2 separate regions of the Homo sapiens genome follow, and region 2 is linked to region 1. Evidence: chromatin contacts called from ENCODE Hi-C or POLR2A ChIA-PET data. All regions are on one chromosome and are shown on one strand. The core of a region is the stretch at or near the end of the contact, and the rest is flanking DNA. Distances in the headings are between cores, read along the strand shown.

Region 1 (4,972 bases), core at 1,095-3,594:
AATAGTCAACAAATGTGTAATTAGCCAATAAATAAGTTAATAAGTGATCAATAAATGCATGATCATAGACTGTGGTGGGGCTCCCAAAGGGGCAGGGGCAGGTGCTTGGATGGGCACCAAGGAGCTCCTCCCCCAGGGAGTGGGTCTGAGACCTGAAAGGCGTGTGAGAATGAGAAAAGCGTGTCGGCAGAACAAATGTGTACAAGTCTCCTGCAGCTGCTGTAACAAACCATCCCAAACTGGGTGGCTCAGAACAACACAGACTTATTTTCTCAGTTCTGGGGACCCGAAGCCCAAGACCCAGGTGTCAGCAAGGCCGCCCTCCCTCTGAAAGTGCTAGAGGAGGGTCCTTCCTGACACTTCCAGCTCCTGGGGGCTCCAGGTGTTCCTTGACTGTGGCCACATCACTCCAGTCTCTGCCTCTGTCTTCGTGCATCCTCCTCCTCCTCTCCGTGTCTTCACCTCTTCTCTCATGAGACACCTGGCATTGGATTTTGAGCCCACACAGATAATCCAGGATGATCTCATCCCTTACCTTAATTTCACCTGCAAAGACCCTTCTTTCCAAAAAGGTCACACCCACAGGTTCTAGGTTAGGATTTGGACATACGTTAAGGGGGTCATCATTCAGCCCAATCCAAACATCCTGGACAAAGGCCCTGAGGCTGGGAGGTGTAGTGCTGGCCAGTGACATGGCAGGGGTGGCAGGCTCACAGTGGGCAGGGGCTCGTGCACGCAGGCTGGGGACCAGGGTGGAGGGCTGTGGACGGCCATGGCTGAGTTTCACAACGGGGAGGGACATGATCCAATAGCTGCTGCGGGTGCAAAGACAGAGCAGAGAAGTCAGCAGTGGAGAAACAGGTGGACCATCAGGGACCACTATAGTCCTCCAGGTGTGTTGGATGGCGGGGCTGGGACAGGGGAGAGGGAATGAGGAGAGGCAGACCAAAAATGTGCTTGGAGGTTCAAATGGACTTTGTTGATGACTGCAATGGGGTGGGGTGGGAGCATCAACACCGAGCCCAGGACACGGGCATGAGCAGGTGGGTCACAGAGGCTTCTCCCAAGATGAGGAGGAGGGTGTGACCAGGTGTGATACTCTGGACAATCCTGAGGTGTGATACTCTGGACAACCCTGGGGTGTGGGGGCCCCATCTCACAGAGCTGGGATAAGAGGAGGCTGAAGCAACATTCAGGTGGGGCTGTGCCTGCATTCACTGTGGCATCCAAGGCAGTATGGTAGTCAGCAAACCCTGGTGCTCAGCAAACCCAGGTGCTTAGCAAACCCCACTGCTGAGAAAATCCTGGTGCTCAGCAAAACCCAGGTGCTTAGCAAACCCCACTGCTTAGAAAATCCTGGTGCTCAGCAAACCCTGGTGCTCAGCAAACCCCAGTGCTCAGCAAACCCTGGTGCTTAGCAAAACCCAGGTGCTTAGCAAACCCCACTGCTCAGAAAATCCTGGTGCTCAGCAAACCCTCACAGCATAGTCCCTGGATGGCAGAGCCTTTCTCAGTGTTTCTGGCATGAATACTGCATTCCAGGCCATGGGGTTTGCACTGTGAGAGACCCGTGGACCTGCCCCAGGTAAGCTCTTAGTGCAGCAGCCACTGGTCCTCTCCCAGCAGCACGGGCTGGGCCACTCCTGCCATGCCAGGTTTCAGCCTCCCCAACACCAGGGGACCTGATGCTAAGTTCTCCACAGGCCCTTCCCACTTTAAAGTTCTCCAGCTCCCAAAAAATCAGGGACTTTCCAATTTAGAAAATACCCTCACTGGATGGCCCTACCCATCCAGCCATTAGCTTCTCAAGCAGGCCAGGCAGTCCCTGGGCTGCCCACCTCTCCGCAGGCATCAGCCCCAGCACCACCTCTTGGATATGGAGCAGACACAGCATTGCCCACTGCCCTGGGCCCTCCTTACTCCTTCTCTGTCTGGACCAGTTCTTCCTCTTCCCTCCCCACATCCTGTTGCAACCATTCATGCTCAGGGATCCTCCTCTCCCCAGAAGCTGTGGCCTCTGAAAACCCCAAACTCTGCCATTTGCTGTCCCACCTGCCTTTCTGTGGCTGGGCCCCCACACAGCCAGATACAGATGCTGTCCCCTGCCCTGGTCACTCAGCAGGTGAGGGCTGGGCCCTGGGAGCCTGGCCTCTGGGTAGCCCTGAGTGGGAAGATGGTGGAGGGAGGCCTGTCCCCACTGGAGCAGTTCACCAAGGACAGGAGGCTGGGACAAGCTCCCTCCGTCCCCTGCCCACGGGCTCAGAGAATCACCCAGAGGCACCTTCCCACAGCGCCTCACTGGGCAGCCGGGCCTGGGAGCCAGGGCCAGCAGGCCTCAGGGGACCTGGAAAGTTTGGTTTTGCTTTGTGGATCTGGACAAACTGGAAATGTAAAGGGCTGCACTGGACGTACCCAGCTGGGCAAACTGGAAGTGCTTCAAAGAGCTGGGGGCAGGGCCGGGCGGCCGGTTCACACGGCTACGGCCAAGCTCAGCCCATCACTCAGGCCACCTGCCGGAGCCCATGCACCACCTCGCTGCTGCCCCTCCCCACTGCCAGTGGTCATGGACCCTGCCCACAGAGCCCCTCGGCAGCAGGGAGCTCCGGGCCAGCCAAGCGCAGGCCTCCTCCTCCATGATATTAATCAATCACATCCTGATAGTGATCAATGGAGGGCCCCTGGCAGCAATGGGCTGGCCAGCCTCCAGGCTCACCGTCCAGAGGCAGGAACGCCGAGGATGGCAAATGTGATCTTTGGCAAGGGACAGCACATTGTCTTACCGCTGTGGGAAAATGCTTAATGCGCAAACATTTCCTTAAAACGAGCTGACAAGGAAACGTTCAAGATGGCCTTATTAAAGATAATCATCCTGGCTGAACAGGACAAAAATAGATTAAGTCCCTTCTGAACTCTGAGAGCAGGATACGTGGCCCAGCAGAGCATCACTAAACCAAGGCGGGTGGCAGCGGGGAAAGACTCCACGGCTTTCCCTTGGGTTTCACCACTTGGAGAAGCTTCCCAGTCGGCTGGCGTGGAAGCCCAGCTCCTCACCCCACCCCAAGCACAGGGCAGGCGCTGAGCCCCGGGCTGGCAGAGGTAGGGAGTGGGCTGCAGGCACGGGGCGGGGAGGGGGCCTCCGGAGCTGCACACAGGAATGTCAGGGCCTGGCTTAATTTCTAAACCTGCCATATGGCCCTGCGTCCTGGGACCCAGGCTGGTGGCCAAGGAGGAGCCCTGGGGCTCGGTCCACAGCCCTCCAGGCCGGCTGCACAAAGCCATTTTTCAAAGGTGTTTCCCAACAGTCTCTCTCAAAGGAACTGCCCTTTGAGAAGCTGTCTTGGGCTCGAGCCAGGCAGGGCTGTCTGGGGGCTCTTGGCAAACGTGCCAGCCGTCCCCAGATCAAAAGTGCCTTTCTTGGTTTGCTCACTGCCTCTCTGTGCCAGGTGAATGAGCTGTGGGGGCACCCCGGGCCGGGCAAGGCCAGAGTTGTCTTACCCAGACTCAAAGATGGGGGTGGGGGCTGACCACAGGTGCGGTGTGCCCCACCAATCCATGGAAACCCCAACCCACGGGGCAATGGCTCACGTTACAAAAGATCCATGGAGGGGCCCCTTCAAACCGAAGCTCCCCAAGGACGTGGCACTGTTGCTCAGGGATCATTCGCCATGTGACACAGAGAGGCCCAGACCAAGGAAATGTAAGGCCAGAGGGCTCACAGGCCCTGCCAGCTGACGTGGCCTCAGTCTAGACAGAGAGACAGGCAAAGTGGGCACGACGGGGGTCTGTGAAACCAACCCAACCTTCATTCACCCACCACGGGACCCTCCCTTCTGGGCAGAGACAGGTGCTTTCGACCCAGCAGGTGGGCGCTGACAGCTCCACTGCCACACAAGCCCCTGGCATCTTCTCGCTGCAGACACACTTGGTGGCAAGTGCTTGCGTGTGGACGCTGCGTGGCCCGATGTCCCATCGGTCAGTGTCCAAGAGGAAGGCTCTGGGATGCCGCTTACTCAGAGAGCCCTGCACGCACCACTCCCAGCTTCACCTGTGCTGCCAGGCTGGGACCAAGTCCACCTTGGAGATGTGGCTGGCAACTGTCATCGCTACCAGGTCCATCTCGCCGCCACTCACTCCCCACCGCCCTCCAATAATGCCAACAAAACTCACAGTGGAGCCAGGGTCTCGGGGGAAAGAAGAAAGATCTGCAAGAGCCTCCCCGACCATCTCCAGATGCCTGAGCCCCAGAGCTGACTTGCACGGAGGCTGATCTGCATCGAAGGCTGGCCCCGGGCCAGGCACCTGGGAGGGCTTTGGGCCCATCTCCCACCTGTCCTCGCCTTAAGCCAACAGGGCAGGAACTGTGGTTATTCCCGTTCTGCAGATGAGGCACCCAAGGCACAAGGAGTCTGTGCAGCCAGCGGGTGGAGGAGAAGCTGGGGCCACCCCCGGAACATTTCTGAGGACACCATTCCTGGCCCTGTACAAACCGACTCTGTCATCTCCATTCGCTACAGAGAACCAGCAACTGATGCCAGTGCAGTGCAGAGAAATAACGGGCCCATTTTACAGATGTGGAAACTAAAGTTCAGGCAGGTCCAATAATTTGCCCAAACACCAAACAGCTGCAAATGGCAAGGCTGGGATCAGAAGGAAGACTGGATGCTAGAGCCTCCCTGGCCCCCATCCCTTCATTCCTGATACCTGCACCCCACTCTCTGGCCTTCACCCCTCCCAATGCCTAGCATGCGGCCATTCAAAGCAATGCTGGGTTCCGCCCCTCACCGTAAAAATCAAAAAGCTGCCTGCTCGTGAATGCTTGTGAGAGAGAAAACACCTGGAAAGGTAGAATCAGGTGCTCCTAAAATTCACATCCACTTGGAATCTCAGATGTGACTTTACTTGGAAATAGGGTTTCTGCAGATGTAATAAGTTGAGGTTATACTGGAGCAGGGAAGGCCCTGAATCCAATACA
Region 2 (4,972 bases), core at 903-3,402, 430 kb before region 1:
AGAGTCATTGAATCATCCAAAATATTTCTTAACAAGTCCCCCAGGAGCCATCGCCCACCTCACCTCCCCCCGTCCCCCGCCCCGTGTTCCCCCCACCTCATTTTCCCAGTAGATGCTGTTGAAGTTTTAGAACCAGAGAATCAGGTAATCAATTCCCATAGAATCACTTGGGAAAAAAATCCCCTCTCCCCAGGTGAACTCGATTCCTAGATGTTCAAGGGCAGAGAAACACTCTTGGAAAGCAGCCAGGCCTTGTGGGTTGCAAGCATGTGGCCCATAGTTGTTTAAAGCCATCCCCTGCCCTCTTGGAAAGAATGGGCCATGCCCAGGGATGGGATTAGTCAAACATCTTCTTGAATGTTTTGGGTTCAGCAACACCCCACATGGATTTGCCAAGTGATTTCTCATGTAATTATTAACCCCGAGTGTATTCCAAGGGAAATGCAGCCTCGTGTTTCTGATTCACCCAGACTTCATTCAGCAGTATGTGTCACAAGCACTCGCTGGTGTCTGAGATGTCATTGTGACCTCCTAAGAGGCTTTCCTTGACCCCCTCCCCACTGCCCATCATAAGCAGGAGGCTGATTTGTGCCAACTTCCTGTGAACCTGAATACTACCGGGACCCAGCTCAGCTTGAAATTCAAAACCCTGGAATTTCGAGAGGGTTCTCATGGTGTCCAAACATCCTCACCCTGGCAGTGGAAACCAGTCTCCACTGCAGACTGATAACTGAAAGGAAAAGCCCAGAGCGAGAGCCCAGTGGCACCAGGTCCTCACACTGGCACCAGGTCCTCACAGTGGCATGAGGTCCTCACAGTGGCACCAGGTTCTCAGGCCTCCAGAGGCCAGGCTGGCTTCCAGGAGCAGATGCAAGTGCCAGATCTCGTAGCCTGGCTTCCTTTAGGTTCCTGTTCTTGGAGCATTGCTCTGAGGCTGAGATTGAAAAAAACCAATCATGATCCCAGCTGTCCTCTGCTCTGAGGCCTGAGCTGACCCTCAGGGTTGCCCCCAGCTCCTTCTTCAGACTGGACTGGTCCCATGCCTTCCTGGGGGGCTGGAGATGCAGCCTCCCTTCCTACAGCTGTTGGTACTTCTGATGCCATGTATTAGCCAGATCACCAGACCTCTGGAGATGTGGGACCCCCATTCATCTTGTCCCTGCTCCCCATGTACTCCACCGAGAGTCCCGGTTGCCTCTCTGGGGCTCAGTTTCCTCACTTGTCTCAGGTCCAGTGAGATGTGATTGTTCCATGAATCTAAAAGTAGAACGTTCTGGTCCAAGTCGAGGCCCTGGCAAAGCTGCCTTTCCTATCTCTAATTATGTGGCTCCATGACTCACTCATCATAAACCCAAGTCCTCAAGAAATGTCTTAAGGAGGTGGAGGGTTCTCAGAATGAACCTGCCGCCTGAGCCCCCGGCCCATTGTTACATGCACCGGCGCCAGGTACCTTATTCCCACCGTAGTGGGAGCAAGTTCGATGCTAAGAATAAGAGCTAGAGCGACGCTTTGCCTCCGGGGTTTCAGTGGGGGCTGGGGTGTGGAACCAGGGCAGGGATTGGCTTGGGGGCTTGAGCTGCTCTGGTGGGTGGTGTCCTGGGACGCTCTTCTCCTCTCCCACGGAGGCCCTGGGATTGCTGTCTCAGTCTGTGGTGGGTTGGTGGGGGCAGGGGCGGGCAGAGAAAAGGTTTTCAAGACCCTGAACCATCACCAAGCCCAGCAACCGGCCATTGTCCCTTTAGGGGTGCAGAAGGTGGTCCTGTGTGCAGTGGCACCAGCATTGTCAGCTCAGAGAAAGCAGCCATGACCCTGTGGAGTGTGGTTGAGTTGGGGGAAGTAAGGAGAAAGTGGAGGGACGGCCAGGGTAGGTGGGGTGGGTAAGAAGCGGGGATCGGGGTGGGGCCCGGCCCCGGAGACTTTTCTCCAGCAGAACACAGAACCATAGGAGCGGTATTTTTCCTACTTCCAGGCCAAATGGGCTTGCACGGGAAGCCTGCTCCAGTTCATGGGGAGGGGATGGTCTATGGGAACCAGAGAAGCCCGCCCTGCACCCAGCGGCCGCTTCCTGTAATGCGCTCTGCCCCCAGGGAATTCCCACGGAGCTGCCCAGGAGGAGCCGGGCCAGCGGGCAGCTGGGCCTTCCTGCCAGGCCAATGCCAGGGTGAGTTCCAGCGCCTGTGTCATTCTGCCGCCCAGGCTGGGCAGTGGCAGGCGCGTCCCTCTCCCAGGGTCTTTGTCCTTTCCCTGCCTTCCCAGGAGGGGCCAGGCCCTTGGAAAGGGGGAGGAAGACGAGGGAGAAAAGGGAGAGAAACTGGCTCCCAGCACTCAAAATAGCCATCTCCTTCTATGTGTTGATTTTCTGCTTTAAGCCAGGCTGGGGTGGAGGCCAGGAGTGGGGCCTGTGACGCTGATTTTCAATTCCTCCTGTGAGATTCCAGTCAGGTGGCACTCAAGCAGAGACTTCCTCCCTTCTGAGACAGGGAAGTGCCTCCGTGGAGGGGAGGGGCCTCAGTTCTGCAGAGGAGCCTGGGGTGCTGAGGGGGTGTGGGTGCCGAGATGGGTGGTAGAGGGGTGGCCCTGCAGATACAGGGTCTTACTCACATGCACTGCTGCAGCGTCCTCGCCCAGGGGGGCTTCGGGCCCTCAGGGGCAAATTCTGGCAAGTTTGTAAGTTTAATTTTTTCAGTGGATGAGGCATTCACGTGGTTACAAAACCTAAAAGTAGGCAATGAAGGGAAGCCACAGCTCCCTCGGTCCCCTGCGGCTGAGAGGCTGTGGGCACCGGCACACGCCGTCTTACCTCTCCCTTCTATATCCCGCTGTGGCAAATGCTGCCTCACTCTTGGGCACGCTGCTTCCTCATGCCACTGTCTAACCAGGTTTTTGGAGCCTTCCAGAATTCTGGGGCCTGAGAAGTCTCCTTTCCTTCCCATCTCTTTCCCTCTCCCTTCCCTTCCCTCTTCCTTCCCTTCCCTTCCCTTCCCTTCCCTCTTTCCTTCCTTCCTTCTGACTAACTGGCTGTGAGTGGCTTTGTTGAGTGGGTGCCTGACAGGAAAGAGAAAGTGACTTTTTGGAGGCCTCAAAGATGAAATCAGGGAATCCAGGGGCCTGCTGCTGGATCTGATGGTGGGGCCTGGTTGGGAAGGCTCGGTGCACTGTGGGCTGCAGGTGCTGGCACCAGGCAAGTCGGAGGCTGCCCCTCCCGTCCTTTCACTGCAGCTGGCCTGAAGCCCCTGGCTCGGTCCCCCGCCACGTTCTCAGCAGCGGGTGGCCTGTGAGCCAGGGCCCATCATCCCTGATGCTATTCCGCTTACTGGCGAAAGCAGAGGTCTGGGTTTTGGGTCCACCATAGCTCAGAGCCTCAGGTCCTCACCCAAGGCCTCAGTCCCCTAGCCTGGCCCACAGGCAGGAGTCTGGCTTGAAGCAGAGCCCTGACCAATCCACCTCCTCTGCCCACATTCTCTTGCTGGATGGCTGCCATCCACATGAGAGGGGCTGGGCATGTCCTGCCAGGGCTTCCTCCTGCCCACTCCAGCCCTGCTGCAGGCCCTGATCTCCAGGAGGAAAAGGCAGCCTGGGTACCTTTCCAACAGAGGCATTGCTTCCTTCCTCCCTCCGTCCCTCCCTCCCTCCCTCCCTTCCTTCCTTCCTTCCTTCCTTGAATTAACTGGCCCTGAGTGGCTCCACTGAGTGGGTGCCGGAGAGAGACAGCATTGACTATGACATGTCACTTGTCCTGGGGGAGGATGATTGGGGGTGGGGGACAGCTATGTCAACTGTCAGTGATCAAGACCCAGGACAATGTGAGAAACCAGCCAGGGGAGACTTGGGACAAGGTCAGGAGGGTTGGCGTTGGGGGCGAGTCCTAAAGAGTAACAGAAAGGACTTAATCAGACACAGTTGGGGTGTAGCCTCGGAGCTGCTCAGCTCATGGCCCCTCCCAGCAACCCTGCCTTGTGGCTGCTGGTCCCTGGGTCCCTGCTTTACAGCTGAGGACCCTCTGTGGTGGCTCAGCTGGAGGTGCCAGAGCCAGACTCTGCCTGCGTCCCCCAGCTTTGGTCAACTTGGGTCAGGTTCCCCAGCTGCAGAGTTGAGGCCCCCCAGTTCCAGCCCATCTCCTTTCTGCACGTGTCTTCATCAAGCCTTGACTTTGAGAACCACCGGCTGAAAGCAGCCCCTTTGCTCTCAATGCTCCCTAAGCAGTGGCCCTGCCGAGTCCCTGCTCTGCTGGGGTCAGGACCATCTAGACCAAGGAAGGAGGAAGTGACTTTTTGGTGGCCTCAAAGATGAAATCGGGGATCCAGGGATGCAGGAGGCCTTTCTTTAGAGGAGTGAGGGGCAGGAGGGAAGCAGATTTATGCCCTCGGAAATCAGCTCGGGAAGAAGACTGGTAGGGGCTGGGCACTGGGGGTTCTGGAGCCACATCCCCCAACATGGCCATCCTCTGGTTGGGATGGGTCAAGTGCTCCCATGACCCACACAGCACCGTTCAGAAGGCTCTGCAATCACACCGGGCACCCACTGGGTGCTGGGCCTGTGCCTCAAGCTCTGGAACATATGGGGGCCTTAGCAGCCCCACCATCTCCATCAATCCCCTCTACACAGCCCTCAAACATGAACAAAACATTCAGTGTGGACAATGTTCTGTAATGTTTGAAGAAAGCTTCCTCAGACAATCTCGATTTTTCCTATTGATTTGCACCATTCAGAAAGAAAAAAGTGTGACTTTCCGGTTATCAAGGCCTCTTGACTTAGGCGGCCACCCAAGGGGTACCCCTGCTTCTGGGGGCTCCGTGCTGTAGCGTTTTGAAGATAGAGCAAGGTGGGGCCTGCTCTTGTGTCCAGGCAAGGGATGCAATGTGACTCCAGCACACACACGGCGTTTCCCCAGTGGCCAGAGATATTTCAGAAGAAACACGGTGCCCCTTTACAGGCACCAGGTGACCCACGGGCCGTGTGTCCAGTCTGAGGC

What was found. A loop is a pair of places that touch in the nucleus more often than their neighbours do. ChIA-PET counts read pairs that join two places held with the same protein, here RNA polymerase II (POLR2A). Pooled maps may share reads with other maps.
Region 2: a loop to region 1 is called in a map with no recorded cell type, with 2.9 times the contacts of the local background. The contact joins two enhancer-like sites. A Hi-C loop is called at or near these places in 4 of 37 single-sample maps with no recorded cell type and 6 of 50 pooled maps. POLR2A ChIA-PET finds 5 or more read pairs at or near these places in 3 of 52 experiments (K562, PC-9 and WTC11).

Annotation. Positions count from the first base shown.
Region 1 is chr11:69,104,008-69,108,979 of GRCh38, reverse strand. No RefSeq gene overlaps it. Among named protein-coding and RNA genes, the nearest start is that of MIR3164, 23 kb to the right of the region's middle. Within about 2 kb of position 2,344, at least 8 of the 41 ENCODE cell types and tissues checked have a DNase peak (open chromatin) inside an H3K27ac peak, as active enhancers do.
Region 2 is chr11:69,537,436-69,542,407 of GRCh38, reverse strand. No RefSeq gene overlaps it. Among named protein-coding and RNA genes, the nearest start is that of LINC01488, 58 kb to the right of the region's middle. RefSeq lists a cis regulatory region at 2,987-2,990 and enhancers at 2,913-3,057, 3,076-3,736, 4,484-4,972. Within about 2 kb of position 2,152, at least 15 of the 41 ENCODE cell types and tissues checked have a DNase peak (open chromatin) inside an H3K27ac peak, as active enhancers do.